2 separate regions of the Homo sapiens genome follow, and region 1 is linked to region 2. A link is a loop called in an ENCODE intact Hi-C map of the cell type or tissue named here. Cell type or tissue: endothelial cell of umbilical vein. All regions are shown on one strand. Links, peaks and the distances in the headings refer to the core of each region. The heading gives the core; the rest is flanking DNA. Region 1 overlaps ARID1B (AT-rich interaction domain 1B). Region 2 overlaps ARID1B (AT-rich interaction domain 1B).

Region 1 (17,031 bases), core at 5,547-13,546, 54 kb before region 2:
AGTCAGAGGATACATGGTGATGCACGGACTTCTAGACTTAACTATTTAAGTCAGCACAGCTTTGATTAAAGATAAACTGGAGTTGGCCCAGCGCAATGGCTCACGCTTGTAATCCCAGCACTTCAGGAAGCCAAGGCAGGCAGATTGCTTGAGGTCAGGAGTTCGAGACTAGCCTGGCCAACATGATAAAACCCTGTCTCTACAAAAATGCGTGGTGGTGGGCACCTGTAATCCCTGCTACTTGGGAGGCTGAGTCAGGAGAATTGCTTAAACCTGAGAGGCGGAAGCTGCAGCGATCTGAGATCATGCCACTGCGCCCCAGCCTGGGTGACAGAGCGAGACTCCGTCTCAAAAAAAATAAAAAAAATAAACTGGAGTCATAAAACATTTACATACAGAGGATTCTCCGCATTAAAATGAGACATTTTTAGTCTGGATGACTGCTAAGTGGCCTGAAAGGTGTGGGAATATAATGTGCTTTGGGTTTGACTGAGGCACAACTCTCAGGGTGGCGGCTGGCACAGCTCAGCCTGGGTCCCACTGCACTTGCCACTCCACTCAGGACCGACTCTGGGGAGGTGAATAAAAACTGTGTCTTTGTGGATAAAACAGCCATTAAATAAAAGATGGAACTTTAAGGAAAGCTTCTCAACTTTAGTTAACTTCAGATGTGAAGACATGAATAGTAAATAGGCAGTATGACCAAAAATGTGATTTGGTTGAAAGCAGGAACCACTTCTAACTTTGGGAATCTTGAGGATCTGCGAGGCATCCCCTGTGAAAGTCCATGATGTCCTGAAGTACATCAACTACCATGCTGAAAATCTGGCATTCTCATCAAAACACACCCTTTGCAATAGCTTTAAAGCTCAGGCATACAATTCCAAGGTCTACTGGGCCACGTGAAAACCCACTTGTGGAGGGAAAGGTCTATTCTCCACATTTGGGTATGGCATCGCTAGCCCGGCCTTCCCCCAGGAAGTCCGGATTCATAGCACTCTGCTATCTGTAAGAAAAGAGGTAGGTTCTGAACTTTCCTCAGGCAGAACACCAGACATAAAATGCTGAACAGCCACCAGCTCCATTCTCTCGAATCCTCGCTTTGATGTAAGGTAAGAGGCGGCGGGGAGAACACCAAATAGAGGGATGGTTTATATTTCTCTCACCAGGGCAAATTAATAAAAACAAAACCTAATTTTTCCCTTCTCTCACCCATTCTTATTCCTCCTCAATATTTTTCCTCTTTCTAAGATTCCTTTTTTGTTTGAGAAGCTTAATATTTGGCTGCCTCTGAAGAAATGGGTATAGTGACAGATGAAAGACTTGTATTCATCGTCTAATTCAGAATAAGGGGAAAAATCGACTGCTGTGCATTTTAGATTCTAACAACCTTGCAATTTTGTATAGTCGTTTCCCCCACCCGTTCTTTTGAAGAAATCTGCTTTTATTCTGCTAATAACTAACCACAGTTGCAGCAGCATGGATCCGATTAGCAGTTCTTATGACACAAAGGGGAGAAGAAAAAAAGCTGTGAACAGGGTTGCCAATTTGTCCACCTGGGCCCCCAGGAGAAAGATTAGCTGAGGCGCCTGCCTGCTCCCTTTCTTCCACTTGATCGCTGCTCTGTGCTGCCGGATAGAGACAGGCCTTTTTAAAGCCAAGGCACTTTCCTTTAATCAAAGTTTCACTCGCCTCCACCCTCTCTTGTCACAAATTTCTCATTCTGGGTTCCAACGCTTCGTGACAACTCTGCCTGTAAACATGGGTGGTTGGCTATGAGAAGTGCCACATGCGGATGCTCACTCCCTTGGAGTCATTTTGCACCTAAAAGAGAATATAGCACGTGAGCGCTTGCTGTGCCCTGTAGGTACGAGGGACCGTGTTTTCCAGACCAAAAGGTGGCACACGTGGTCAATCAATGGGCATCTTTATGCTGCGTCTGGATGTCAGAAGAGGGAGGGAAAAATACAGGGTTTGGGAATTAAATATTGGAATTTGAGGGAAATAACACAGAATGTATAAAGTTGAGACCAACAGATAAAACACTGGTACTATAGGTGGCATGGTTTCTATAAATTCTCCATTTAGATATAGAATTAAGTGTCAATTTATGTACTAAAATAATATGCTTTTTCTTACAGAGTTTAAAATTTCATTGCATTTGTGATTATACTAACTAATGACAGCTTGTTTTCATGATAAAACTTAAGATTTTTAAACCCTTGGCATAAAACTCATACTTTTAAAAGTAAAGAACGAGACAGCTAAAACCACTTACTATTCTGAAAAACTTAAAAAACAAACAAACAAAAAACCCCAGGCTCCTGAGTGAAATCTCCAGGATCTAAGGGGGATAAATCAACACTTCACAATGTATATTTGAAGGAAACCAGCACCTGCTTACCTTGCTTCACTATCACAATTCACACCATGACATATTAATACATTTGGGTGTTTAAATAAGTGCTTTTTCAAGAGATATAGAGTTGCACAATGAAACCCGGATTAATCAATAACCAGACTCCTTTTTAACAGTGCTGGGCTTGTGAGGTTGCTGGGGGGAGAGCAGACCTCTCCAGCACGAGGCTAGAACTGGGAGGTCCAGGCGGGTGGCAGTGGGCACCCTCAGGGACCCCGCAGCTCAGGAGTAAACTCTGCCAGAGGCAGTGCCAGCCTGGGCACGGCTAAGCTCTCCATGCTGAGTGCCAGGGGACAAGGAGGGCTGTGCAGGCCACAGAGCCTCTGACTGTGGCAATGTGGAGAGGAAGGTTCTCGAGCACGACCTCAAGTACTCTCCATTACTTCTTTCAGATTGGACTAAATATTCGGCAAGCACACTTGTGAAAGGTATCTGTCACAGTGGAGTCGCTTTCAGGAGGGAGGGGAAAAGAATGATCCCATGGAGGGTGAAATGCAAAGGCAGAAAGATGGCTCCAAGCCCACAGGAGAAAGGTTATAAGTCACCAATTTCAGAACTCTCTCCTTTTGAATTCCCATTTTTCTAAGAGAACTGTGAGTTCTTTAATTTGGCCCATGTTTACTGAATAGCGCTACTTGCCAGGCACTGTTCTTGGCACTGGGGACAAAAAGAAGAAAGAGGCTCTCAGCCCGCCAGGGGCTCAGGCAGCTGGGGCAGCCCTGAGGGAGAGCTGAACTCCGGGGCTGCAGGGGTCAGCAAGGACTTCGTGAAGGGAAAGATCCTTTAGCGGGGTCTTGAAGGGTAAGGAGGAGTTTGCTGGGCTGCATGAAGAGTGGGATGGATGTTCCAGGCAGAAAGGATAAATCACATTATTCTTTAATGCAGCTCTAGGGACAAAGATCTGACGCAAAGTCATGGTCAGTGGTATAGAGACAGGGAATTCTCAACTAGTTCCTCCGTCGGCTTCTAAGAAAAGGCACTGAGGCCACATGAAAAACGAACAAGCAGCAAAAATATATCCACTGAGGCTCGCTTCTCTTAAAATGTGATACTTTTTTTTGCCTTTTTTCAAGTAGAATTAAAATAACATGATTCTTGGATTTCATGTGAAATGAACTTCAGGTAACAATTGTGGAAATGAGGAAGTCTGCTGCTAACTGAACTGGACTTGAGAATACAACAGTATTTTTGCACAAGAATTTTTTCTGTGACATTACTTTCAACTGAACCAAATCTAGTTCTAGAAAGATCAGGGGAAAAAACCTCAGCACTATGCCGCCCTTAACACATGAGCTAATCATCCCTCAACTTTCCTGTGAGAAATGTATGTGCTCCTAACTGGGAAGACAGGCCTCCTTCTCAGGCACGCCCATGGAGCACTGGGGAAGTGCTAAGTTGTCTTGGACACGGGTGCTCTCTTCCATATTCTAGAAACATTTCTTCTTGCATTTCTTTTTCACAGTCTCTACCTTTTTGGGTACCCCAGGGTTTCCTCAGAATTCTTCTCTCAGTGATTCTCAGCCTTGGCTGTGCATAATAACCACCTGGAGAGCTTTAAGAAAGTACTGACGGAATACCCCGTGTCAGACCGATTAGCTCAGCATCTCCAGGGCTGGGCCAGCACCGGTCCTTTCCCAGGCATGTTGTGTGGCGAGTGCTGAGGAGCACTGACCTTCACTCACTCCCTAGGCCAGTACTTCCCAGACCAGCAGCTTCAGCAGAACTAGAAATTATTGGAAATGCAAACTCTCGGGCTCCACCCCACAACTACTGAATCACAAGCCCTCCAAGTGATGCTGAGGCAGGCTGGGTGCCCAGGGGACCTCATCCTGAACCCTAAAGCCTCACACACTCATTTTTCCCACCAAAATACTGCCTGAGTCCAGATCTTATCCAACCTCCTATTCAAAACCTCCCTTAGGATGCCCAGTAGGAACCTCAAATACAGTATGTTTAAAACCAAACTCTCGATTCCCCTTCAAAAACGTGTTCCTCTGTCTTCTGTACAGAACCATCATTTACCAATTCCTTCGGCCAAACTCCTTCTGCCACTACTCCCGCTATGTGCACATCCAAGCGGCCATCAACACTCCGCGTGGTTACTGCAGGAGCCTCCGATGTCTCTGCTCCCACCTTCCCCTACAGTATACTGTCCACTTAGCAGCCACAGTGAGCCTCCTAAAACCTAAACAGGATTATGCTATTTCCTGCCTTCCCAACCTTCCAGAGGGATCACATCACACTTAAACTCCTAAATCGGCCAGGCGCGGTGGCTCACGCCTGTAATCCTAGCACTTTGGGAGGCCAACATGGGCAGATTTCGAGAGGTCAGGAGTTCGAGACCAGCCTGGCCAACATGGCGAAACCCCATCTCTACTAAAAATATAAAAATTAGCCAAGCGTGGTGACATGTGCCTATAGTCCCAGCTACTCGGGAGGCTGAGGTAGGAGAATTGCTTGAACCTGGGAGGTAGAGGTTGTAGTGAGTGGAGATCGTGCCACTGTACTCTAGCCTGGAAGACAGAGTGAGACTCCTTCTCAAAAAGAAGTAATAAAAAAACCTCCTAAATCATAATCATAACCTACAAAGTCGTTAGCTCCTCTCTCACCTAACTGCCCACACATTCTGCTCCATTGCCCGTGACCACTATGCTGTGGCTACACTGATTTCCTGGTGTTCGCCGCCCAACACACTAAGCACAATACTAACTCAGGGCCTTTGAGTTTGCTCCGTTCTCTGCCTGGATCTCCTTTCCCAGATGCTCACATGGCTTGCCCCTGCCCTTCTTTCACTTCTCTTGTTCAAATATCAGCTTCTAAGAGAGACACCTGCCCTAACTAGCCACTGCTATCTAAAGAAGTAACCTGATTTTTTTCCTTGACTACCTGACAATAAAGTATGTAGTTATTTATGTATTTCCTGTCTTTCCCACTAGACTTTAAGTTTCACGAGGACAGGACCCTTTGCAGTTTATGTTCAGCGCCTTTACCCCACTTACTACGCCTGCAGCATAATACACACTCAGTGCTTTGCTGAATTAATGACAGAATAGAATGATAAAATAAGGCAGGAAGGAAACGGAACAATTAGGATAGTTGGCTTTCCACAGGATATCTCCTGGTATATCCAACACTCAAAGTGCAACATGCTACTTTTCTAAAACCATCAAATGAAGTAATATATTTGGCATCCTCAGCAAGGTCACACTCTTGGCATTCAGCTTTATGTATTTAATGCAGTTTGCAAGTACAAACTCCCATGTCACTTTCTGTTTGGAAGGGAGAATATCAACATTAACAATTCCTAGTTATATCATTTATAAACATGCAGATGTGGATTATGAAAGATTAATGCATTTTAGGATTAGTGAAGGCATTCCGTTTGTCTCATGCCGAAACCAATTCTGTTCTTCATTAGTCAATGACAACCCATATCACCCTGTTATGGAAGAGAAATCAAAGATGCAAGTGTGTGAATTGAGAATAAGTGATGAAACTGATTAGTAAGAGTCTTAACGGCTATAATCAATCAACACATCATAATAATCCTGGCTCCAGGGTTATCAGAAGACTGGGAAATAAACCTAACACTCTCTATAAAATGGTTTTGTTCCTTCCACAATTGTTACTTATTCTCTTTTAGGAAACATGGTGATATACCAGAAGTTTGTGAAATCAACTTTAGGAGCATCTTGACTCTAAGTACTATTCATTTACCCACCATTTTCCAAAATGTACTCAAGTGATTTTTGAAACTTTTTACTTCTAGGCTAAAATTAGTTCATAAAAGCTTTTGTACCCCTCCATTCTGAATCTTCATTCTCAGCGAAGGGAGAAGGCAGCGGGTCAATGCCAACAGCATTTCCACAGAGGCAGCACACGCAGAATCCAGACGCAGTGACACTCAGCTGAGCAGAGGTTCAGAGCAGGGACAGCCTACTCAGCTCAAGAGTGAAAACAAACAGAACGAGGTGTCTGAAGTGCTTCTCCAGAGAACAATGCAAAAAAATAATGGAGAAGTGGGAGTGGACCATTAGACCCACCATGAAAACACATGAGTCACTGCTGAGATTGCAGAGCAAGAAAAAGGCACATAATATTGCCTTGGTGACACAGGCTTTCTTGTATTTTCATACACAGAAGAATAGAGAAAGGGAACGGAAATTGACAGGATAATTTAAACTGAGTTGCCCAACTTTTTTTAATTAAGAGAGGAGCAAAACCAAGTGGGAATTTGTATTTTGATAAATTTCTATTGTTTTCTTATTTCTAAATGTGGGAGAAAGAAGAGGAGAAAAGGCTTAATTTGAAGTTTGCTGGAATGAAAGATTGAAAAGATTTGTGCTTTTGAAGAAAAGAATACTCATTCCCCACCCATCAGAATACCTGACTTGGGGTGTGGAGTGACCTCTGAAGGAGAAGAGTAGCTCAGAACACTGAGGCAGTTCTTCAAACGCAAAGGCCTTGGCCACCAGACAGCAATGGGGAATCTGTCCTCTAGAAACAGCGCTGAGAATATTCATGACCCATGGACTTGCTGAGTTTCCATAACCAGGATCTTGGCCTGAATTTTAAAGCTGTTATCTTAAAGTGGGAGGTTCTACATCACGCTACCAATAACTAAGCCATACAGAGATGCAACCCCGTCTCTCAAAAAGACAAAATATACAATTTGCTTTCTTAACTATTGCTAAGCAGCATTTGGAAGGGAATGGAAATAGTTTTGTATAACATCCAAATATTTTACTTTGTCAGGGAAAAAAATACTGGCTTAAGTTCTCTTTGGTTTGTAGAACTGCTGAATTGGTTTTCTGTGCTGCCACAGATTAAAAACATGGATATATCAATGGCATTTTGTGTTAATTTTTTTTTTCCTCCTCGGCTTGCCAATAAGCAGCATGCATCTTCCTTGCAACAAGCTGTTGCAGGATTTCCACCTCCAGTGAAGCCAAAAAGGAACATTCGATAGATATTTAAAAATAAGATTATTAGGTAAGATGATTATGCAGACTTTCAAATAAAAAATTTCTGTCAGTACAAGAAATGCCATTTTAGAGGGTCTACTGCTAATGTCATCACGAAACGACACTGGCTAAGAACCATTTACATATAGAAATAAACTCATGCTTTTTACCCTGAGTTTTATTAAGGCCAAATTAAAAAGTAGAAAGTTTATTTACTTAGGATGGGCTTGAGCCCTAAGAGACCTAAAACTCCAGGAGAAATGGGTTAAATGAAAGAGAGACATTGGTTTGCATCCTCCATTGTTCATCTGATAGGTACTAATCTTGACAAATTAGACCAGGAGCTATCATTTCCTCTCACTGGAATCCTTCCTGTTCACTCTGGACTATGACTAACTCCTAACTGAGATTCATCTTTCTCTTTCCCATTATAGCATCCTTCCAGATTCTGCTTGTTTGAATGTCAAATTAAGCAAGAAAATTAGTTTTTTGACCAGAATATCTTCTTGTTTGTATCTGCAGCTATATCGGCTGGTAGAGAAATCTACTTAGCTCTCACTTGCTGAAGGGTGGGACTGGGTGAGCACTCACACAGAAGAGCTCTAAATACACCCCAGTGCTGCCAAACAGTTCTTTTCCATATTTAATCCAATACGTGCCACCCTTTCTAGAACTCATGCTTTTTGTCTGAGATTTTCCTGAGGGGCACAGATTCATTATGGCTGGTTGGTATGCTGGATGCATCTCTCGCCCTCTAGGAATGGCCATGATAAAGCTGCAGAGAATTAGGCTCCACTATAAAGGAATTGGTGCTTTGTGGCGTAGGAGGACGAGCTCTGACCAAGCGATTTCTTCAGGCTCGTCACACCTGTGATCCTTTTCAAAGGACAGAGACTGAAGTTATTCACTGGGTATGAGTTCACATTAGCAGGTGCCACATGCTGTGCACTGTGGAGGGGCTCCTGGAAGAGGCTACCCCAGGCGGGAGGCGGCTACCCCAGGCAGGAGGCACACGTGCAGAGGTGATCACTGGAGTAGGGTGAAGCGCAGCTGGCTGGAGAGGGAGAAGGGGAGGGGAGGTATCAGTAGAAAAAGATGGGAGCAGTGAAGGTGGCTCCTGGAATGTGAGTGAGATTCCTCCTGACCTGTGCCTCCCGGCTTCACAGTCTCAGCTCTGAAGGCACCCTGACCCATCCCTCATGCCCAGCCAGCCAGCAGGTAGTCTGCCGAGAGGCCAGGTGGCAGGTGAGCGCCTCAAACAGCGAAGCACGAAATGTGAAAAGAAAAAGGGTTCTACTTTCATATTTGATGCAACTCTATTTTGTTTCTGTCTATGATAGCTAAGATGATGTTGCCTTTGATTAGTCTTACCTAATACCAAGCAAGAAGAACAATAGCCATGAAACAAACAGCTACTCATTATGTGCTAGCGTGAAGACCTAATTTTGTGTTTTTGACCCTAATCTATTATAATCAGTGGCCTTCTGCTGCCAGATCAAAGTGAGTTAACTCTACTTACACTGGACTTAGTACAAATACCAAATGCCTAATGCCTAAAAAAGAATGCGGAAAAATCTATTCAGGAATTTTCAGTTACTATCCTTAGATCTTCATTAATAAAACAGATGAGCTTAGTTTTATAAACAAAAGTAGCCAGGCTATGAACAGTTAACACCTGCCTGTCCATTCCTCACCCCCACGGTGAGCTCCCTCCTCTCAATATTTAAACACTGCCGCTGCTTACAGCACATGGAGGAAAAGCTGACAAAAGCCTCTGGCCAATAAAATAAAAAATTTTTAAGTTTGGCTTATTTACATTTTTGCTTTGTTAGTAAACTGGAATGGCTGGCTCTGGAGGCAAGACAAGTGAAATTAACATCCGCAGAATCTTCTGGCAACAGCGGTGCATTCAGATGCCGTGCTGAGTCAGCTTCCACCATGCATTAGGGGCAATCAGGCCCAGCGTAAGACCCAAGACCTGTTCAATACACATCCAAAACCCAGCAGCCCTCCTAACGCCAAAGTGAAAAACGCTAGGATATAACCCAAGAAGCAGTGTAAGTGCAACGTGATGGGATCATTTACTAGAATATCAGCATCATGTCTAATATCACACATTTCAGAATTAACTGTACCTGACATTACATCTACTTAATTTAAATGTATAGTATATGAATACACACTGCCAATTACAAAGATGGAGCTATTTCATTTCTGTCTCTAAATATAAATACATCAGTATGAAGAGGAGAGAGAATAGGTAAAAAACAAGAAAATTTGTGATGGCACTGGAGGGAGAGTACAGCGTTTGTGTTTCTGTTCTCAAATGCTTGTTTAGAGTCAACAAGCAGGCCTGAATTCTTTACCTTCTAACTATAGAGAGCTGCAAAGCTGGAGCCCAGGAATGTGCAAACAAAGGGAGAGAATCCATGTGGCTACCTAACATAAAAAATCTCCATTCTGCTTCTCCAAAGAATGCAGGAGGAAAAGCCCAGCTGAGTTAGGGATGTGGCGGGGCAGTGTTGTACCAGTGTATCACAGTAGTGGTTCCCATGACACTCACAATGTTTGTGATGCAGCAAGATAGGAGGGCAAATCTGCAGTGGGTGGAGGAACAGTTTAACAGGCAAGAAACAGAATCAGCCATTTGGGATGCTTTACTGGGCTTCGTTTATCTACCTCTGTGATACTTCTCATTAGCTGTCAATTACATTTACCAGGGTAGAGATGGAGAAAAATGATTGTTTTTTTTCAACAAATCCTAGGAAAGCAACATCAGGAAGAATCCCCTGCAACATTTGGCTTTACTTCATCCCAGCTATCAGCTACATAACAGCTGCACATTTTACAATGACTTGTTGGAGAGACAATGATTGAAAGAGCCAGTCTGTGAGACATGGAGAGGAGGTGATGAGATATGGCAGGAAGCAACAGGAGAGAAGAGAGGCCAAACACAAGTTGGTGCTGGGAGTAAGAGGAAGGAAGGGGACAGAAAGAAAACAAAAGACTACATATAGAAAAATAAAGGGAAATTCCTAACAGATAGCTCGACAGTTTGAGTATCACGCCTGGGAGAGCATGTCGTCTCTACATGGCATGTATGGTTCACTGGCAGACTCAGAACCAAATGAAGGTGGACTGCATATGAACTTGGGATCTGATGTATAGATACACACCATTTAAATATAAGGATTAGAGATGGGAAAAGGAGGAGGGAGATGGGCCTCATTATTCTCTAAAGGAAGGTGTATTTGCATTTAGGTGAAAGTAAATATAAAACAAAAAGCAAAGACCAACTTTATGATCATCTCCAAAATGTGGTTTTATTACCTATGACCAAGATCACACAAATATATAACATAATGCACGCTGGATAACTTAATATATTTAATACTTCTCAGAGAATAAGGATATGAATCTTAGGGAAATGATTTAAAAACTTCGAAAGGACAGGGTGCCTAGGTGGAGGGAAATGGAAATAGAAGACAATCATTTTTTTTCCCCAACAAAAACCTGTCATGAGCTTTGAGTAAATTCCATTAAAATAGCTGCATATAAAATGTTGGATGAACTGTTATCAAAAACTGACATTTGAGTGGCCCTCGGCTTAGCTGTGGGAACAAAGAGAAATGGGTAATACCTGGACTCAAGCCATGGACTACTCCCCCAAGGTCTAGGACAAGGTTACTGAGGGTAACCTGGCTCCTCTGTATGAATGAGAAAATGGTGCCCCTTCCCACAAGAGGGCAGGTAGATGTCAACTCCCATTCACCACTCAGACCCTGTGCAATGAGCACCTGTTGAAGTGTTTACAGCAGCCCTGGCAGTGACCACTGGGCAGGAAGTGCTGCTCACAGTTAGCTGATGTGGCCTCCACACAGGCAAAAAGAGGGAAAATAATCCAGGATTTTATACTGCATCTATTGTTAACTTTTCTGTGTGGCAGGCAGGCGGTCTAGCATAAATGTTTGCCTATGATCTGAGAGAAGCAGGGGCTAAGTGTTCAGCTAAAATTTTCATGTGTAGAGACAACAGTAGAAATTCTGTTAATCTCTGGGGTACAGTCATTCTCTCTCGTTTTCCGGTCTTCCTCTTAACCTTCTCAGGCTCAAACTCCAAGAGGAACGTGGACTTTTTTTTTTTTTCTAGAAGAAAACTGAGCTCAACTCTGTGAAAATATATTATGCTTTCATGGCTAGCTCTAGCAGTCCTACCGAACTACCTCAGCAAACACACCAAGTCATTACTGGGAACAACATACATGTCTTCTGAATTGCACAAAAACACCACTGGATTAAGAACCAGAAGACTTGCTGCCTAAATCAACTGTACAACTCTGAACAGTAATTGTCACAGACAGTCTCAGTTTGAATAATATCCATAATGGTGAACGTAACATCGTAAGAATCAACAAGCACTGAGTGCTCCGCATGTACCTGTCTCACGTGCAGTGACACATTTAATCTTTGCATTTCCCCTATAAGGTGGGGTTATCATCTTTACAGATGCAGAAACTGAGGCACAGAGAGGCTTAGAAGCTTCTTCAAGGTTATATGGCTAGTATCAGATAATTATGAAAGTCCATCAAGTTCAAATGTTTGTAATTCCACTTGGGAGAAAGGTGAATAAATGCCAAAATTGTTTATCAGATTTTTTAAGAGGTTACTCCATGGCGAATATACTAAGAAATGTTCTATTTGTCATATTTATATAATCTAACCCCATGTAGCTTTGCATTTAGCAAAGACAGTTAAGAATTTACTTGAAGAATATGCCACCAAAAAAAAGGTGGAGCTTTTGCTGCCTAATTTCCTCCCGGTACTAAATTTCATTGAATAGCTTTACCAAGCACCATATAGAGGTCGGCTACAGAGGAGCTGACTTGGAATAGTACAGTGAAGCAATATGGTGGTAAGTGTTTCTGACACAAGTTTAAAAAACAAACTATACACTTTAAATAACGTGTCCAAGAAAGTGGAAAGCTTTCTAGGAGTTAGCAGGGAGAAATGATAGTGAGATCCTTGTGCTCTCCGTCCGCACGCATCTGCAGTCACTGCGAAGAATGGGCATCCTTTGTGATGGTGTATAACCCACTCACCAGCTTTTACCCTGTGCAAACCAACTGAACCACAGACTCTGAGGCCAGTTAAATTTGCTGAGCTACTTCCTCTGTAAAATACTATATAATGTAACACCTGATACCCAGGATCACATGCCCGAAGTGAGCTTTTCTGTTGGGTTTTATCTTCTGTATTGCATCAAATCCAAACAATGAATATACAAGTTTAGAAATCCCCATTTGGAAGGACAGACATGTGGAAAGTCTTCAGATGGTTAACTACTCATGTCAGGAATTTAAAATTTAAAAGCATTATATCTTTATACCTCAAGAAAGTTTTCATTTAGGTTTTTAGAAAAAGTCCTTTTGACTCAATTTAGAATGAAAGAGTAAGCTCTTTGAGTAACGCAATATTTTACATATAACTTTCCAACATTTAGGTAGGTGACATCTCACAAACCATCTCAACACCAAAAACTGTCTTAAAAACTCTAGACTACAGAGTATTCATAGCATTAAAAAGTTAAAAGCAGCAGATAAGTCCAGGTTATTACAAACACTATGAGGACAAACATATATCTTTGAAAGAAAGATAACATCGAAATGCTTTAATCAAAATGCACTGAGCGTATACCTATATCAAATTACAGATGAATCTTAGAAATGTAACGTTTAGTTAAAAAAAGCAAATTTTAGCCTACACTACAAGTGGGTTGACCATATTATCTGACCTGCCCAAGACCTTCTGGCTTATGCCGCTATCCTACTGTAATTGTTAATAGTAGCCCTTTGCATGCACAAAAGTGTCTCATATTGGATGATAAATTATAGTCATTCCAAATATAATACATTTCCATAAAGCTAAGAACTTAATAAAACAATATATACTCTATGAATGTTTGTAATAAAATTCTTAGAAAAAAACCCAAAAACCAAAAGAACAATATTTTAAAAAAGATTAAAAGGATATTTGAAGTGAGGAAGAGGTATAGAGCTTGGGATAAGGAAGAAATATACAGGTAGATACAATGGCATTATGATACTCTAATTCTTAAACCGGATGGTGAATTCATGAATGTTTATTTGATAGTTGATGTTTCATAATTAGTGTGCTATGTATGTTCTTTTATTTAGAGATATATATGTGTAATATTCTAAACATTCCACAATACACTTTTTTTTTTTAATATAAAAGAGGTGAAACGTTAAAAAGCACCAAAACTAACGCCCATGATTTTGGAAGGATAGAATGAATTATCTGGTTTGGTGATAAAGGAAAGCTAGTTGTACGGTAGACTTGAATGGATGAAGTCTGATATAAGAAAGCTGGATGAGGATGAAGTAACTGACAAATAAATAACCAAATAAATAACCTCGAGAACATAATAAAGGGAGAAGATAGAGGCGATGCATGACAAGTGAAATAAATGAACACAGAGTTAACCAGAACATGGGCTCCTTGTGTCCAAGAGAAGGCACGAGTTTGTATCAGTAAGAACGCCTCGACCATGCTCCACCTTGACCAGTGCCTGCATGTGATCAGACACTGATAAGTATAGACTGTAGAAATGTTTTAGAAAATAAATGCTGTGGCAAGTATTGAATAGAACCACAAAAAAATAAGGCCAATCCTCATCAACAATCTCACTTTAGTGGCACTCATCAACAGAAGCTCTGATGTAACAGAATCATTACAAAACATATGCTAAGAGGATAAATAATACCCTGTTTCTGGCATAAGTTAAGGTAAATATGCAAATTGAAATTATCAAAGTAATTGGTCATTTTATTAAAGGGGTAGTTATAATCACCTGTTGAATATCTTTAGGAACTGGGACTCTCGTATGCCTTGGTGAGAATTCAGTTATACTCTTAATATGTGGCCACTAGGTTTTAAATAGTAAAGTAATGTGAGTTACTGTTGATGAACATGAAATCTCTCTTTATCACAAAGTAAAATAATAATTGTCAGGAAAGTAAATACCTGGGATACTTGCAGGAGAGATTGGGCCAGATCGAGACTGGTTGCTTCCTACAGGAGAGCCAACAGGAGAGGGAGATGGGCCCCCCGGGATGCTGGAGAGATGAGGGGACGCATGTGGGGAGAAAGGCGACTGCGCCGGGTTGCTCTGATCCCCTTGGCTGCTCGTGGACCCGGATGCACTGACTGCTGAGCTCAAAGTTGCTTCCGTTCCCGTGGGGAGGTCATCAATGGAGCCAGACAGATCCTAAGAAAGGAAAAGATGTATTTATAGAGTGACACGTTTGGATGAATATCTCATCAAAAGACGACTTGAAAATCATAATGACGTCCCCTTCAGAGATGAAGGTTTTCTGGGTAACACCCAAAATAAAAAAGCATGGCCACTTTTTATTAGATTTTAATGAGGTCATTTGTAAGTTGAACCAATAAGATCTTGCCTCTCTCCTAAAAAATGAGTAAAGTTGTACTTCTCTTTGATAAAACCATCCCCATACAGTTTGCCCTTCAGCTGTCAGCACCGAGTCCATTAGACCTGTTCAAAATGCCACACAACACAGACAGCACTCTGCCTGGTGACTTACCATAGGAATGGAATGCTGGTTCTTAAATGATTACTTCATAAAGTAAAAAACTACAGGCTTTGAGTCCTTTTTTTCAGAATTTGACACTGGTGGACTACGTGAATTTCAAACTAGGATATTGTAATGTAATAGCAGTCACAATTTTGACCAAACTTTGTGATGAGAAAGTTTTTTTTTTTTTGGGGGGGAGGTGATGAAGTCTCACTCTTGTCGCCCAGGCTGGAGTGTAATGGCGCGATCTTGGCTCACTGCAAGCTCTGCATCCTGGGTTCAAGCGATTCTCCTGCCTCAGCCTCCCTAGTAGCTGGGATTACAGGCACCTGCCACCACACCTGGCTAATTTTTGTATTTTTAATAGAGACGGGGTTTCACCATGTTGGCCAGGCTGGTCTCGAACTCCTGACCTCAGGCAATCTGCCTGCCGCAGCCTCCCAAAGTGCTGGGATTACTGGCATGAGCCACTGTGCCTGGCCGAGAAATTCTTACAATAAAGTGCCATTAAAAGAAAATAATAATGTGTGTATTTATATATGATATTGTGAAAATAAATGTCTTTGAAGTTATGTTGGCAGAAATGGGTCCTAATGTTATATCTTACTTTTTAATACCAGTTTTTCACCGTCAATGCCATCTATATTTTATCACCATACTCTCTGAGGCAGTGATTAAAAACCCCATTGATACAGATACAAAACAATGGAAGCTCAGAGAGTCCAAGTTACTGTTGAAGGTTACGTTACTGAGGACAGACTGTAGGTGCTAAAGACGAAAAGGGGAAGATGAGAGAGGAGGAAGAAGAAACTGTCTTCTGCTCCCTCAGCAGAAGAGGACGCAGACAAAGCCTTTACTTCAGCCTGCATCACTGGTGTGCCCCCCATGGCTCCCATGGAGGCCCCCATCAGCAGGTGCTCAGTGCATCCCCGTTGCAATGACTGGACTCCCAGATCACTGACCGAGCAATGTGCCAACGAGTTCTCAAGGCTGAGTTACAGCATAAAAGATACTTGTCCTGATAACTGAAGACTACATACTATAGAATGGAGTCAGAAATATCTGGTTATGCTACTGTTTACAAAGCATATTCAATCCTAATAGATCTCCACCCTCTAAATTTTATCAATGTTAAATTTTACCTCACTGCTTGCAACTGGGACTTCTGAGAATAGGGCTTTAGAATCTGGCAGAGGAAAATGCTAAGATTCTAAGAGTAAACCTAGACCAGAAAGTACAAAAAAAAGCAAGGGAAATCAGAGCTGGTTATAGCTCTTCAGGGTTTCCTGAAACGTCACAAAGCAAACTCAGGATTAGGATCCTAGTACCCTGGATAGTTTAGTTTATCTGGTAAGCATCTGTTATAGCATATAATTAACTTCTCTTTAAAAATCATATTCTAAAGTATACCTGACAGAACCTAATCAAAAAGAGAAATGCTATAGAAAAACAAAATGTCTTCTGCTAAGAAGAATATCTTTCTAAGTAAAACAGAAAACGTCTTCATTCCACAAAATCTTCAATGTCCAATGACTGTGCTTATGGGAAACAACAGAACAGCAACAGAGCAGACTGCAAACAGCACCCCTAGAAAAAGTTCATCAAATCTCCAAAACAGAAGCCTGGAGTGATGGCACAGCCTGTGGTCCCAGCTACTCGGGAAGCTGAGGCAGGAGGAGTGCTTGAGCCCAGGAGTTCAAGGCTACAGTGAGCTACAAGTGTACCTGTGAGCAGCCACTGCACTCCAGCCTAGGTGACACGGTGAGATGCAGTTCCAGAAAAAATCCAAAATAAAATTAAGTAAATTCAATCCGATTGTTAGAATTCAAAGGTATATAAACATTTATGCTAATCCTTATGATTAGCAGAAATGTAAGGGCACGTGAGATGCATGGTTTTGTACATATTCAGCTGGTGAAACTTTATATTTAACTTGATTACTGGACTCAACAACAGAAGTCTTGACAGAGACCACAGGGGCTGCAAAGTTGAAAATATTTACTCTCTGGCCCTTAACGGAAAAAGCTTGCTGA
Region 2 (17,031 bases), core at 4,175-12,174:
TAAGGTGGGCATTACAGAGCTTAAATAGGAAATGCCAAGCTCACATATTAGCCCAGATAACAGGAGAATCGGCAAGGAAATCCCAGAATACAGAAGAACACAGTAGTGATATGTTAATATCACACATTTTATGCTCTTAGCAGTGACAATTGTTAACACTATCAGTAAAACTCTTAATCATCAGTACTTATGCACTGTTTACCATGTGAAAGTCAATATGGATATAAAAAGATGAAAAAAATGGATTCTCTAAGCTTACCATATTATGGGGGAAAATGCCACGTAATAGAATTGGGCTAGGCCATATCACGCTGTCTCCCAAATACAAAAGAACACCAAAACAAGTTGGCAGATGAGAAATTCCAAATGAGTCCTAAAGGCAGTGAGAACTGTTGAGCTCTGAGGATGGTGCTCAGAAGGCGCCCATGCCGAGACAAATCATAGAAGAGAGAGGTTAGAATGGAGCCTGGAGGGAAAGCAGGATTTTGAAATGCAGCAAGAGGAAGGGTAAGCATTTCAGGGGAAAGGCAAGGTGGAGACTAGGCTGGAGGGAAGCTAAGGGCAGCAAAGGGCATGGGATATTTAAGGGACTCTGTTAGTTGGGGGTTGGAAGACCAGTTTGAACGCTGATGTTATTTTTCTCTAAGATATCTAATCAACCAAAATACAGGTAAAAAGTAATACAAGTGTAGGATTTACTTTAACATCTTATGTTCAGATACTTTAGCTTAGACCTTTCTCTTTTATAGTAATAAATTTTAGGTGCCTAAAACAAATATTAAAAATTATCACCAAAGAGGATTAAAGTTAAGTGTAGCCTTTGTGCGGTGGCTCATGCCTGTAATCCCAGCACTTTGGGAGGCTGAGGCGGGCAGATCACTTGAGGTCAGGAGTTTGAGACCAGCCTGGCCAACATGGTAAAAACCCATCTCTACTAAAAATACAAAAAACTTAGCTGGGCGTTGTGGCACAGGTCTGTATTCCCAGCTACTTGGGAGGCTGAGGCAGGAGAATCACTTGAACCTGGGAAGTGGAGGCTGCAGTGAGTGGAGATCACGCCACTGTACTCCAGCCTGGGTGACACAGTGAGACTCTGTCTCAAAAAAAAAAAAAAAAAGGAGTGGAGGGCTCCTGTGATCTTGTGGGACCCAATGATAGCATAAATTGCATCATTTTTCTTTTTCTCATTCTTTTTTAGAGTAATACAATATGCTTCCCCTTGATTATCCTTGTAATTCATTTTAAACTGACCTCTCCACATGTATTTTTAATAGTTTATATCAAATATTATAAAAAGAGTCATAAAATTCAGAGTTTTCTTCCCAAAGAACATGTCAGCCAAAACACCCTATCAAAATATTTTTGATTTTGTGGAATTCTGATGTCCATTTAGCCCGGAAGACAGGTATAGCAAATGAATACACTGGTAATACATATTTCTGTCCCTCCATCTTTCAAAGGGAAAAGTCTTTAAAAATTATTTTGAGAATCAAATTACGTTATTGTCAAATAGGCAAGCCCTAAGAATTTACCCCAGGAAATACACTGTATTGAACAAGAGATACATGTTTTCATCTTTGTCATGGCTTTATGCATATTCATTCATTCGGCAGGATATTTAAGAATACACCCTGGAGGAGGAGGGGAAGGTGTAACGTGGGGTATTAGCGGCTTATGTAGCAGAGAGGAGAATCGAACACATTACTGCCTGTCTGTGAAGAGGAAGACGAGTCTGAGAAATCGAGGCCAGACCTGTAGGAGGTGAATCAACAAAACGCTGCTGAGGAAGCCACAGGAAGAGAGTGTGCCAAGGAAGAAGTCCATTAGGTCAAATGCGCAAGGAGGCAGGCACAGGGCAAGTAGTGAACTGCTCTGCTAGATCTGGGTGTGTCGTTGGGGACCTTAGTAAGAGGAGTTGAGTGGGGCAGTGGTGATGGTGGCTAAGAAGATGGGGAGTAAAGACTGAGAGGCGGGTACAGGGTACACCCTATCAGTTCCATCAGTGATCAGGACATTCAGAAAACAGAGAAGGTGCTGGGGCTGACACTGCTGGTGCAAATCCCAGTTCTGTTACTGATTGGTTGCGTGAACTTGAGCAAGTTCTAGACTCTGAGTTCCTGTTTCCTTACCTAACACTGGGGATAACAACAGTGTCCACGTCTCATATGAGAGTGGATTAAATAAAAACGTGCTTTTTTCTAATTCTGGACTTAGCCACCTAATCAGAAGATGAAGAACATTCACAGTCATGAAATTTTGAAGTAACTTATTAGATTAGTAAGATTTCTTAAGAAATTTATTAAGAAGTTTATTAAGTTATGTTTACATGTTTTTTAATGACCCAGGGCTAATTACATACCCCTTTCTTGTTTACACCCCTTACTATAATTTTCTATACTACTATATGTAGAATCCATAAACAACAAGTCAATGTTTCAGTCTTTTCCCTATGTTTAGTAATGTAATCACATATGTACACATATAAATGTTTAGCTGATTTATCATCCCATTATCAACAGCAGCTTTAGTTAGTTCATTAATGATATACAAGGCACGGTTATCCTATAAAAAGAACCAACCCATGTTGGTGGCTGCTGGGACTTCTGATTTATTTTTCTATAGAATTATAAACTTTATAATATATTCAAATCATGATCAAAGCTGAAAATAAGAATAGTGGTCTACAGTTTCAGAACTTTACTAACAAAGGCATATATTCACCCATTTTTTATTTTGAAGCACCTCTTCTATTCACCTCAAATTCTTGTTTATAAGTAGATATAATTTAAAAATAATTATCTTAATTAGACCTGTATAGAAACAAACTCAAGAAAATAAAAGTTACTTAAATTCAGAGGAAAAAACTAAAACCACGGGAAAACAGCGGAAGTGCTTATTGTCTACTATACTGTGAAACAGCTTCAGCATTTCAAATTCTAAGTTACCTTTAAATGAGATAAGCCTAACAAAACAATGAATCTCTATTTGTGCAAAATTAAGATGTAAGAAGTAGAACATAGATATTTGCCATTTGACTAGAGTAAAAAGTTACTCTCAGATCAACCTTGCTAGTCATGATAGTTTTGCGAGACTGCACACTTGTTTCCCTGGGTTGTAGTTTCGCCACATGTACATACAAAAATAAGTTGTTTTCATTTCTGGGTCCCAGTGTATTTAACTCATTTTCCAGTAAGACTGACAAATTTGTGCTAAGTCAATATTAAGCTTGTAAATTTAATTTCGCTTAAGAGAAGGCAAAGCATACAAGTATAAAGAATTAGTAGGAAAAAAAGTACAGAAAGATAAAGGATCATTAAAGATCATCACTAAAAGGAGCGGCGACATACACAGGACACACACTCCAGCAGGCTCAGAAATGTTCTGTGCATTTGCCAAGAGGGTGCCATGTGTTACCACAGTGACTTAGACACTTGAGTTACCTTTCCCAGTGCTTACAAAAACAGGAAGAAACACCAATTGTGAATGCGTTTAAAAACCTAACGCTGAATACCTAGACCTTTATGAAATAAGGTAATTCTGGCCGAGCACAGTGGCTTGCGCCTGTAATCCCAGCACTTTGGGAGGCCGAGGCGGGCAGATCACAAGGTCAAGAGATCGAGACCATCCTGGCCAACATGGTGAAACCCCGTCTCTACTAAGAATTCAAAAATTAGTGGCACGCGCCTGTAGTCCCAGCTACTCAGGAGGCTGAGGCAGGAGAATTGCTTGAACCTGGAAGGCAGAGGTTGCAGTGAGCTGAAATCGCACCACTGAACTCTAGCCTGGCGACAAAGCGAGACTCCGTCTTGGAAAGAAAAAAAAAGAAGACAGAAAAAAGAAAGAAAGAAAGAAAAGAAAGAAGGAAGGAAGGAAGGAAGGAAGGAAGGAAGGAAGAGAAAAGAAAGAGAAAGAGAGAGAAAGAGAGAGAAAGAGAGAGAAAGAAAGAGAGAAAGAGAGAAAAAGAAAGAAAGAGAAAGAAAGAAGGAAGGAAGGAAGGAAGGTAGGTAGGTAGGAAGGTAGGAAGGAAGGAAGGGAGGGAGGGAGGGAAAGAAAGAAAGGAAGGAAAGAAAGGAAAGAAAGAAGGAAGGAAGGAAGGAAGGAAGGAAGGAAGGAAGGAAGGAAGGAAGGAAAGAAGGAAGGAAGGAAGGAAGGAAGGAAGGTAGGTAGCTTTTGGAATTCAAAAATATACTTGCCGACTTCCAGATAATGAAGCAGTAAAAAGAAATGTCCCATCCTGGGTAACAAGGTGAAACCCCGTCTCTACTAAAAATACAAAAAATTAGCCGGGCGCGGTGGCGGGCGCCTGTAGTCCCAGCTACTCGGGAGGCTGAGGCAGGAGAATGGCGTGAACCCGGGAAGCGGAGCTTGCAGTGAGCCGAGATTGCGCCACTGCAGTCCGCAGTCCGGCCTGGGCGACAGAGCGAGACTCCGTCTCAAAAAAAAAAAAAAAAAAAGAAATGTCAAATTTCCCATTTTTAATTATATGTATAAACACTTCAGTATAGATCAGCAAAAGCTAAAAGCATCTATTACTGTGAAAGTCACTGGATTGTTGAAAAAAATTTTCACTGTTGTTTCAACTTATTAAATTTAAGGCTATGAGGTCAGGAGCAGTGGCTAACGCCTGTAATGCCAACACTACTCTTTGGGAGGCCAAGACCAGGGATCACTTGAGGCGAGGAGTTCAAGACCAGCCTGGGCAACATAGTTAGACCTGCATTTTTATAAAAAATTAGCCAGGCATGGTGGCACATGGCTGGCGGGAGCATCGCTTGAGCCTGGGACGTTGAGGCTGCAATGAGCCATGATCGCGCCGCTGCACTCCAGCCTGGGCAACAGAGTGAGACCCAGTCTCAAAAAAAAAAAAGTTAAGGCTACAAAAGGAACCTGTTAGGTTGGCCACAGAACAAACACGGAAGCTTCACACAGCAGGGCAGACTATGAGAGCTGCTGGCTACACTAATCTTCTATAACGTTGCTGCATACTCAGTAAGTATGAAGGATTATGAAAATGAGCTCCTAAGAACTGACCCTACAGGTCTATTAAAAATGCAATGAATATTCCACATGTATGCTGGGCATTAAATAAAAAATGAAAAATTCACAAGACAACCATATGTTAAATACTGTAAATAATACTGAATTAGGTTCTATTTAGAATAATTTCTTTTAGTAATTTTTGGCAGATACAGAAACATAAAAAATTTATTAGGGTTATAAACTTGAGTTGTATCAAGTATTTATAAAGTATTAATTTAATTTTCTTCATATATTTATGAATGTAAAATTGTGCTACATTTGTAACCTCAGAAACTTTGCTTTTGGTAGCATTACAGTGTCATCTTACCTGTCATTACTGTACAACTGGTAGACTGTGCTTTTGAAATGTCAAGCATATAGGATAAAAAAATGGTAAAATATATATATGTATATATAAATAATCCAACTTGGTTTCAAGCCAAAGATGTAGCACATGGAGGAGTCACGTGAGGGTCATCACCAATACCTGGTGTTCTGTAATAGTTTCTACCAACCTTCCTATCCTCCCAAACTGACTTCCGAAGTAACTGATGGCACCTACCCTATACTTCTACACCTCTATATGAAAATGAAATCAGAGTTCTCTAATAAGTGTCTCCTAATTTACTCAAAATTTAACAAATTTAAAAATTATCACCAAATATGTACAAAAGGCAAATGCCTCCCAATTTACTCAAAATTTAACAAATTTAAAAATTATCAGGAAATATGTACAAAAGGCAAGTAATTTGATCGACAATTCAGGTCTGGAAGATTATAATTTTTAAAAATCTGTAATTCTTCCTCTTGTGTTCTCTATCTCAGGGTGACACCATATTGTCCCTGGACTCATCTTGAGCTCCTCTTTTCCTACTCTGCATACCCCAGCAGGCACCAGACCCTGCACACTGCGGTTGCCAGTCCTCTGCCCTCTGACACTGCTTCTACTATGCCAGCTCAGGCCTGTGTTCACTTTTACTGGGTCTATTCAACTGCTTTTGACTGGTCTCTGGTTAATCCGTCCTCCAAAAAGTGGCCAAAGTCATCTGTCTAAATTGCAAATCTGACCACTACCTGGCTTAAAATCTTTTAATAGCTTACCATTTTTTATAGGAGAAAGTTATCTTTAACCTCTCCAGTCTCAGATCTTGCCACACAGACAGAAACTTAACTACTTTTAGCTTCCTCAGATATTTTTCATGGTGGCTGTTCTACCCGAAAATAGCTCTCATTTCTCCTGCCCTCCTTTCTTGCCTCAGTATAACCTAAGCCCTCAAAACTCAGCCCAGGGATCCACCTCCTAGAAAGCCTTCCCATTCTCCACTCCACCCGACTCGCAGCCTCTGGCATGTTTCTTGCATGGATACAGCTACCCTGTGGGATGATTTATCTGCTTATAGGCTTAGATCTGTCAGCTGGTCATGAGGTCCTCACGGGAAGGAGCTGGGTTTTCAATCCGGTTGTAACTGGACGGTAGGGGTTCTGTCTGAAGCGGGGACGTTTAATAAATCAATGAATAACACTGGAGCTATGAACTAAATACAGCACTCTGATAACATCTTACATTTCAGTAGCCCCAAACTGGGGCAAAATTTAAGCAAATCTTGTGCTATGCCGAATTGAAATTTAAAAGTCAATTACTGCTAAACGAAACTCTTGTTTTCCTGTATTGTTTCTTTCTACACAACAAAGAAGGTAATGAAAATACTACCACAGTCTAATCTTAATCACAATAAGAGAAATCTTAAACTTGTGAAGATTTTTAAACCTCAGTGTTTTGATTATGATTAAAAAAAAAATAAGTCCCCTCTGTTGAACCTTCAAATCCACCTAGGAGGAACTGACAAAAACCTCCACAATGAACTACACCAGACTACACACCTTGAGTCCAAAGGCTGCATCCTCCGAGGCCAAGACTTCAACCTGAAATCATAAGGAAAAACATAATTTAGGCACTATCAAAAACCTCTTTGAGTCTAGCCACAGAAACCAGACACAGGCATGGCCTAGAATTGAGAGTTCTGAGAAAACTGGCATTCCATTTATGTCAGTTGTCAAGAAAGAGAGATCTGTGAGTATCTTCAAGAGCTGGGCTGAAATCCCAGTCACCGTCTGGGTTTCAGTTCTATAAGACGGCGGGAGCTCCTATCAAATGAATCCATCTGCCATCATGTGGACGTAGTGGTTGAAGTTCCTCAAAAACAATCCAGGGAGTGAGTAGAATCATCCTTCTCACCTAAATCACAACATGTTGCATATGCCTTTTGGTCTTTTACTGACAGACAGTGAGGGGAAGCTGCCCTTTGTAGAGCAATCTCACTATGCATGTGTGCTACCAGTAGATTCTTGTCCTGCTCAGATCAGAGTGGGCAGCGCTGGATCTCTGGAATGTTGCAGAGCAAGAGTTCCTGAAAGCAATACTCTGGAAAAGGCAGGCAGTGTCTAAGCAACAAGTTGTGAAATGATGGCAAAACTTCAAGACTGCCTGTCAGTCTCATGCATAGAAGACAGAGCTCATTAACATGAATTTTAAAAAGCTGCGAGGAACAAAACGTGTATTGATAATTACTGTTTTTTAAACATAATTATTCAGTGTCGTGTGTAAAGCTTTTAACTTTGACTATTGCAAAGTACCAATACACGATGGAAAAGAACAAGGAAAGAAGGCAACAGAACACATCTGAGTATTTTTAAAGAGGAAGACGGGGTGGGTGGGCAATATCAGACTGTAACAGGCTTCACTGTCAGTTTTAAACCTTTTAAAACTAGGCATGTGTGGCAGGTGTTTAAGTAGAAGGCACATAGGCCTATCTAATGTATCCTGCTATAAAACAAAATTGTATTCTTCCCTTGTGGACAGAAAATATAGAAAGGAAGGCCATGACAATAAGACTTTCATCCAGTATGAAAGTTAAAAGGGTCAAAAGAAGAAACAAGGAAGCAAATTGTCTTCTCCAACTGCTTCACTGAAAGCCAGGCTCACTGACCACCCCCTGGCACTGGCAGAGCCTGGTGCGGAAAGCAAAAGAAAGATACTACCATTAGGGATGGAGATGAGCAGCCTCGTTTTCATAGAAAACCATATGTTGCTGATACCAAATATGATTTTAGGCTAAAGACTGAAATGTTGGATCAATTATAGTAGAAAAAATCATTGTAAGTTTCACTGACAGCATTTCTGTTTACATTTTAATTTCCAAGGCTGTTAGATTTAGAAACAAGGCCTTATTATAGACTTTTCATTTAAGAAAAGGAAAAAAGATTACATGTTTGAATTTCCCAAGCCCTGACTTTCACAATGCTAGGTTACTAACCTCAACTATTTTTTAAATTAAAACCTCTAATCAACATTGGAGACTTTAAAGGAAAAACGCGAACAGGAAATATGCTGAATCTTAAATACTGTGAACATCGTATGACATTTGCTTGTGAATTACACATATAGATCATATCTGCATACCTCACCCTTGATGTGCTATTTTTAACACAAATAGAATTATTTTTAAAATATATTACAGTTTAACTTTGCAAGAAAAAATCTTCAGTGAGTTCTGCATATTTTATCATATTATAAAAAGTCAATGTAACAAGAAAATTCAATAGCAAATAGAGCTCTATTTAAAGATAAGGCTTTAATATATTTGACAACTTGAGGTGAGAGCAAATCAAAGCTTTCGTGTGAAATTTAGAACTCTCCCTGTGGCTATTTCAGCAGACAGAGACAGTGACAGACCTTGTGGGTGGGAGGAGGGAGTCAGATCCCACCAGGGCACCCTTCACCCCAGATTCTATCTCCAGGAGGGCTGGGGGAATTGTTTTGAAACTCTTAATATACCTTTAAACGAATTTAATTACAGCAACTCTACAAAAGTATTTATGTTTTGTTCAAAAGCACTATTGTTTACATATATATGTACCCTAGTTCAAGTATCCTTTACATCCTCTATTTCTGTAAGATTTTAATATCAGCAACTACAGAAAATCAGCTGATTTTAAAAACATGAGGTTATCCTCAATTTAATACAAAGGGAATATCAATGTCACACAAGGTTTTCACGCTGAGTCTAAGAGCATTTTTACCTAAGTTGGAAGGAATCCCCCTCTAGTGGGAGCAAAGGAGTATTTCAACTTTCACACTTAATTTCCAGGTAGTAGTCATTAAACTTACCGGCCGAAATCAGCTAAGCTTTTTTGTTCCTTTTGTCATAAATTTGAACAACAATAACAGAAAAGTCAATAACTATATTTCATAAGACAAAACCACCCATCATTCTTATACATAAATTAGAAGTAGATCTGTGTTAATCCGATTAAAACAAGAATATACAACTGAAAAATTTGGGAAATTCTCAATGGAAAGACTGGATACTGTACTGGGAAGACACAGCATTGATGCTAAAATACTAATTCTTTGCCTATAATCTGCATTTATCTGCTCTAATCTCAAAAAGACCATCACTCATTCATAATAAATACTGTGCAGATATTTATTAAATGCAATGTTTTGTGCCTAATGTCATAAGAAAATGAGTTTAGCTTAGGTATAAATATCTAAGTGAAATGTATTTAAGTATCCATTATACAGTCAAAAATAAATTCTAATTCATAAATGAAAAGATAAGATTATTCATTGTGTTATTTTTCTTTTTAACTTTGATGTGGGGAGACTTAAAAATTAGCAGTAAGAAAAAAAAAGTCACAGGTTTAATCAAATGTAAAATTAGGACATAATAGCCAACGTTCTCCTCCTCCACACAGACACTGTAACAAATACAGAGACAAATTTGAATACTCTGATGAGACCCATGTTTCACTTCAATGGGAGAGAGAACTTTTCAAGGGTTCCTGAAGTACAGAGGTGTGAAGGGGCAGGTTTAGGATAACAAAGTAGAAACTTCCTAAAGGCAAAGACAAGGCCCTTTCCATTAACTCACACTTATTTCAAATGTTACAATCAACATTTTATAACACAAGTGCCTAAAAGGATTCCATTTGTAGAGAACCTCTAAGAGCTCTGTGAAAGTTCAGTCTGTAAAGTTCAGCAGCAGCTAAGCCATTTACAGTCCTCACTCTCCTAAAGCACAAAAACCTTCAATTGACATCTCTTTCCCAATTACCCTACGGCCCACCTCCACCAAAAATAACACAAATCACCTTAATTTCCAATCATTCCAGTAAGAAAATTGGGAAAACAAGAATTCCTGAATTTGGAAGTAAAACTGGCCGTACTTTCCTTTCTCTTTCACTTTCAACGTCCTTTTTATGTTCACAATGTAAAGCACTCATTGAAAACAGAGTATACTAATTCTAGCAGCATTATCGTCAAAATAAAGCAATGCCAAAACTATGCTGCAATTTATTTTTTTAAATAGTTCTAAAATCAGTATCACACTGTCACAAAAAGAGGAACTAAAGTGAGAAATAATGCTCATTTATAACAATGTATAATGAACGATACTCATAATTAAAGGAATACAAATAAAGTCATATTGTACTAAAGATTAAACCTTGTAATAATTACAACATATACACAGGTTTGGGTAATTATTCAAATCACAGCCTTGCACTGCTGATGAAAATATATACTGGAATAAAATACAATTGGCAGTATCAATCAAAATGCACATGTATATGATTACGCAAGTATTAACCCCAACAATTCCACTGATCCTAAAGTATAAAAATAAATATTTAAAACGATGTTTACTGGAGTTGTTTGTAACAGTGAAAAGTGAATATAACCAAATTTTCATTGCCAAGGGAGTTTACAGTAAATTACTGTATAGTCGAACATAGAAGACTATGCTTCTGTTACAAAGACAGAGGTAAATCTATGTGTGCAGACAAGAAAAGATTTCCAGGATACTCTATTAAGTAAAAAGAATGGAAAGGGTGTGCACAGTAAGCTACCATCAGTTTTTTTTAAAAAAGGTGGGGGTGAGTCATATACTTGATGTACTTAGAATATTTTTGGAAAGAAATGGAAGAAACACATCAATCTAAGAACTTTTCCCACCAACTACATGTGCTTCTTGTTCAATTAAAAGTAATTAGTTAACAAAATAAGTCAATAATAACATTACCCATTGTTCCATGTCAATTAATAATCATGGAAATGTGAATAAACATCTTATCTTTCAAGGTAGCAAAAATTAAAAATATAGTGGTCCAGGTTTATGTGTACACCTAGGTTTCTCAACATCTATGGTGGGCCTGTAGCTAAGAATGACCCGCCCAGAAAACAATCTTCCATTACATATCAATATCCTCAAACATACTCATGCCCATTTATCCAGCAATCAAGCCGCTAGAAAGAGCTATCTTCAAGTTATAATTTGTGATCTACCATTTATATATTAAGCATGTGTACCACATTATTTAAAATAACATATTAGAAAAAAACGTACAAATATGGGAGATGGTTAAAGTATGGTATATTCACATGATAGAGCATTAATAATCATGAAAAATTCAGGTTTTAAGAGATAGTTTGTAACACGGGAAAATGCTCATAACTGTGTTAATGTAAAGAAATTAAAAACAAAAAATTTGACATTTTAAATATTTGAATGTATCCATTTGTTTTCCCCAAGCTTCTAGAGTTTGTGCCATGCTGGAAAATGTCTTCCTCACTGCAGCATTTTAAAAAATATTCATTTTGGGCCGGGCGTGGTGGCTCACACCTGTAATCCCGGCACTTTGGCAGGCCGAGGCAGGAGGATCACCTGAGGTCAGGAGTTCGAGACCAGCCTGGCCAACATGGTGAAACCCTGTCTCTACTAAAGACACAAAAATTAGCTGAGCGTGGTGGCGCATGCCGGTAGTCCCAGCTACTTGGGAGGCTGAGGCTGAGGCAGGAGAACAGCTAGAACCAGGGAGGCGGAGGTTGCCGTGAGATCGCACCATTGCACTCCATCCAGCCTGGGCAACAGAGTGAGGCACCATCTCAAAAAAAAAAAAAATTTCATTTGTTTTCTTTTAATATATTTGACTTTTTTACATTTAAATATTTGATCAAACTGTAATTTATTGTGAAATAACAAGAGGAGGGGGTGACTCCATTTTAATTTTCCATTTGAATAACTGTGATGAAGAATATTCCTTTATTTTTTCCAGTGATTATAGATATCATACCTTTACCATAATTAAACATTAAAATGATATAGATTTTGCCTCCAATTCCAGGCAAGGATGGGAAAGGCAAAATTACACAAGTGAGCTGTTCTGCCCAAAGGGGAATAAAGGTGAGGAGAGGAGGCTAGTAACAATCAACAAGAAATTGATTAAATTTCCAGTCACAATAATATTTATCTGCAAGGGTATTACCAAGAATTTAGATGCTCTTGGAAAGAATAATTTTTGCCTACATTGGTGTCCAGGGGATAAAAATACTCTCCTTACAATGTTTGCTGTATCTCCCTTGATTGGGCCAACAAGTCCAATACACCAACTACAACCTATTCCATTAATCATACTTTTACCTACATTAAGGAAAAGTAGACACTAATAAATAAACTGCTCTCCAAAACCATGTTCCAGGATTTATGACAATTTAAACTGCAGGAGAAGCATATGGGTTGCAAAGTTTTAATTTTATCAAACAAAGAAGTTGTTCCGTGTTTTTCTTTATTATTATTTTATTAACTTTTTGGGATTTTAATCCATTAAAAACATAGAACTCTTAAGAAAAAAAAAAACCAACCATAAGCCACTGCCAGCATTCCTCTTTTACTTATTAATTCTCCTCGTTCTCCTCATTAGCATGACAGACCACATGACGGCTGAAGGACATGGCTTGCTGAAATCGCTCAGTGCACCGTTAGCCAGCAGTGGAAAGAACACGCACGGTAGCCTCGTGCTGCTGAGTACAGCGGCCGTCCTCTGAATGTATTGGAAATGAACTAAAACCTTGTCTCTATACAGGGACCCAATAAATATTGGTAACAATGAAAAATACATCTATGCAATCAAAAAGCATTTGATAAACTTAGTACTCTAAGACACAATTTCAAGGCGGTGTGATGTTAACATAATTACACTTTTCACCGCAAGTGATATGCTCACATGATCTCCTCCACTAGGATGCTGGTGTGTCTTTCTATTCAAGGCTGTTAAATTTAAAACAAAGTCAGTCAGCACTGTGGTCACACCCTTATTTCCAATTATGTTCTCTAACTCAGTGAGGATACCTCCACAGAGGATTTACAAAGCAATGAGGACACCTGGTATGAACCAATCTTGAACTCTTGGTATCACTCAGAGACAGAGAGACCTTGAAGTGTGCGAAACCAGCCACTACTATGCAATGTGGTGTTATAGCCTCTTCCACCCAAGGTGGAGTCTAATTCTCTACCCCTCAATCTGGACTGGATTTATGATTTACCTGGGTCAAGAGACTGCTGCAGCAGCAATCATGCTGTGCCACTTCCAAGTCTAGGACTCAAGAGGCAATTCTTCTAATCATTCTCTTGAAACACAACCAACCACCACATGAACAAGCCCAGACTAGCTTGATGATAACACATGGTCCTGTTACCACATCGCCTTAGCCAAGAGCCAGTCAAGCCAAGAGCCCGAGAAGCAGAGCCACTTAGCAGGTCAGTAGCTGACTGAAGTAGAAGGAACAAGCCCAGTACAAACCAGAACCACCCAGCTGAGCCCAGCCCAAATCGTCAAACTGTAGAATCATGAGCTACATAAATGGTGGCTGTTCTGAGCACTACTGCAAAAACTAACTGATGCACTGTACAACTTTAAATAAAGGAACTCTAGGTGCCATGGATTTACAGGCAGAGTTCCAGGCAAGAACACCATGACACTAAAGGAAGTTCTGAAAGCATCCACGCAGCCAATTGCTTCTTTCATCTCCACTCCCTCCTTAAAACCTTCGAAGTCTTCCAAGACCGTAAAATTAAGCCGAGCTGCTTACCATGGTCCACAAGAAGCTAAACCACGTGGCTCCCGCCTGCCTTGCAGGTCCTCGGTCCTGCCACCCGCTGCTCTTCACAATGTTCCCGCTGCACTGGCTTGCCTTCTGTTCCTCCAAATGGCCACTGTTCACCTGAGGGCCTTTGCACTGGCTGCTCCCTCCTCCTGAATTACTGTGCTACCAGATCATCCCATGGCCAGTCCTGTCGTACCAATCACTCCTCAAGAGAATCCCTCTCCTTCTTTTGTATAATCACCTGAGATTTTCTTGTTTATTCATTTGTGTATCACCTTTCTCCCTTTACTGAAATGTCAACTTCACAAGAGCAGGCTAGCTCATTCACTGTTGCATGTCTCTTACCTGGAAGAGTGCCAGACACAGAGTAGGAGCTCACTAAATATTTGTTGAATAAATGTATATGAATGAATGCGCTAAAGACTATAACAAAACAATAAAAATATAAATACATGTGTATGAACCCAAATTTGACACAGCTCATTATGACACAGGTGGGGATATAACAAGGTTTAAAATATGCTCTACCTAATATAACTATATAAGTAGAAGTCATATGTGTGGTTGGTGATACATGCTTGCATGCATTACACATGACTGTTACTAAAAATCAAACCAAAAACCAATTTTGCTATATTGAATACATATATATGCATTTGATGCATTTGTCTCTCTAGCCAAGAGTAGACCTTAAATTCCTTAAAAAGGATTAGTTCTTATAAACTGATGGCAATAAAATGAGTATGTATGTTGCTCAAAGATAGATCTTTTCTATCCATCCTGAGTTAAGAGGTAATGACTTCTAGACTTGAATCATACCAATAAATAACTCCAGTTAGACTACAGTAAATATTTTATAAAAATACATACAGTTCGCAATCCTTCCAAACAATTTTAAAAAGTAATTTTGAGCTTTCCAATTTAGGTTGGCTGACCACAACACAGTGGATGGTAAGAATATCTGCCTATGCTACAGGGCATGATTGTAAAGGAGACTGACAGGCCCAAATTCTACAGAAGAATAGCGGCACTCAGAAGGCTTATGTGGTCACAGTACCATACCTTTTCCATAAATAATTTTCTTGAGACAGTGGAATAGTGTAACCCTGTCAGTTACATGATGACATTATTTGTAGATTTGGGGGCATTAAGAACACTATACCTAAGGAAATCACATGTATCAAAGTTCATCATTTCCATACTTCCAGCGTTTATCAAAAAACATGGCTATGAGATCATGAACAATATAGACCAAAATATAGTTATCTATTCATTATTTCATTTGGCCTTTCCAATGCAACACATGTGTATGTATCAAACATTTTGAAAACAGGTAGTACTTTCAATAAAAGCAATGCTTTCCCTTTAGATCTTTATGTAAACTGTATCTTATTAAATTAGAAAACACTAATACTTATTCATTACATTATTATTTCTACATGATTGATTTTTCTGTATAATTCAAATTAATAACTATTTCTTCTTAACACTTTCTATACTTATTCCTAAATTCTAGAAAGTTTGATGAAGGAAAATAAAAATGATGGGTGTCCAGGCAGTGAGGGACTGTTAAAAAACATATGAGCACTAAGTAAGTGGTAGTTAATAAACTTTACAAAAAGTGAGATAATGTTTAGTCATATTCTAAATATTTATCTTGCATTATGTGATATAATTTGGTCATAATTCAATGCCATTTTATTTAAGCAATACTTCCCAATTTACCCAACCATTTACACACACACACACATACACACACAGTTTATGAAGCCAATGTCTTATGCTACAGCTTGGTAAGTTTAGATTCTCCAAAAATGTAATAAATAAACTCTTTTCCTAATTTTGACATTTCATAAAAAGGAAAATCTTACATTTAAAAAATACCTGGATAAATCAACGGAAGTACTAAAAGATAAAAATTGTGGCTAAGGTACTATTTGATCATACTTAAATCCCTCTCCCAGTCCCACCCTGCCATTGAAGTTAGAAAAGGAAGCTGAAAGTTGTTACAAAGTCACTATGTAGAAGACATATTGTGGACACACAGGCTATGGCCATCCCCAAGATAGAGGCATGTAAAACTTAATTATGGTATCAAAGAAAATGAGGTGCAATAAAGATGACTTTATTGATTAGGTGAGAATGAAAAGGTGTTTTAAAAACAAATACATTTTTAGATCAGCAAATGAAACTTCTATTACAGCCAGCAAATGGCTGTTCATACATCTCGATTGTGTGTCACTGGTTTTCTTTCTGCTGCCCTGTTCCCTGTCCAAACGTTCCTGCCCCCAACTCTGTCACTTGGGTCCAAATGTCAAAAAACTAACAGATGACAAAACTTCTTTCTTATCCTAAAATACTTCTACCAAAACAGATGGGGGTTTCAAAACACTGAAATAGTGGTTACGACCAAAGACATTTATCACAGTGCATATTTAAAACCTTTCAAAGTTCAAATTAAATAGTATAGTATTATTTTGATTATCAAATTGGAATGGAAAGACAATTCAATAAAAGAAAGAATGTAAGATTAGGTATACTGAAATTTAACCACAGAGTTTTATCTTTTACCTTAAGATGAATTATTGTGTTAGAGGAAACTTATTTTGAAGAATCTATTTAATTAGGTAAACTAATAAGTTTGAAGCTAAGAAAAAATGACTCTAGGGAAGACAGACAACTATTTTTTTTTATTCTTTTCAGATTTCTCAAAAGTCCTATTTGTCCAAAGAAACTTAACTAAACTGGCTCCCCACCAATCATGTCATCTCCCTTTCTTCTCTCACATAAATTGCTTAATACAGCCTTACCTGCTAAGGGCAATAATAACAAATAACTATGTATGCATTACATGGGAAGGAAACTGAGGCTACCTAATACAGGACACTCTGTAAGAGGTAAATTTAGGAAGAGGAGTTAGAAGTTTTCCAGGTAACTGTCACAATACCACTATTCCACTCTGCTCCCCTTCACCTCTTTAAAAAGTGCATCTTCTAATAGCCAGGCGCAGTGGCACGCATCTGTAATCCTGGCTAATAAAGAGACCGAGGTAGGACAATTGCTCGAGC

What was found. Hi-C counts contacts between places; a loop is a spot of excess contacts. Peaks named below come from ENCODE experiments on the same cell type or tissue, not always from the same donor. Only the 100,000 strongest peaks of a DNase experiment are listed, where the experiment ranks them.
Region 1: it touches region 2 in a loop (2.7-fold over the local background); 6 of 110 quality-filtered maps call a loop at or near these places.

The regions. Positions count from the first base shown.
Region 1 is chr6:157,082,301-157,099,331 of GRCh38, reverse strand. ARID1B (AT-rich interaction domain 1B) reads right to left here. Exons shown (of 20, transcript NM_001374828.1): 5 at 14,427-14,670. Among named protein-coding and RNA genes, the nearest start is that of TMEM242, 230 kb to the left of the region's middle. In endothelial cell of umbilical vein, for the core only: no CTCF peak of the experiment used is centred there; DNase peaks (open chromatin) are centred at 6,431, 10,271 and 11,171; H3K27ac peaks cover 4,351 bases.
Region 2 is chr6:157,026,746-157,043,776 of GRCh38, reverse strand. The region is part of intron 4 of ARID1B (AT-rich interaction domain 1B); the gene reads right to left. Among named protein-coding and RNA genes, the nearest start is that of MIR4466, 260 kb to the right of the region's middle. In endothelial cell of umbilical vein, for the core only: a CTCF peak has its summit at 9,141; DNase peaks (open chromatin) are centred at 9,136 and 10,126; H3K4me3 peaks cover 401 bases; H3K27ac peaks cover 1,002 bases.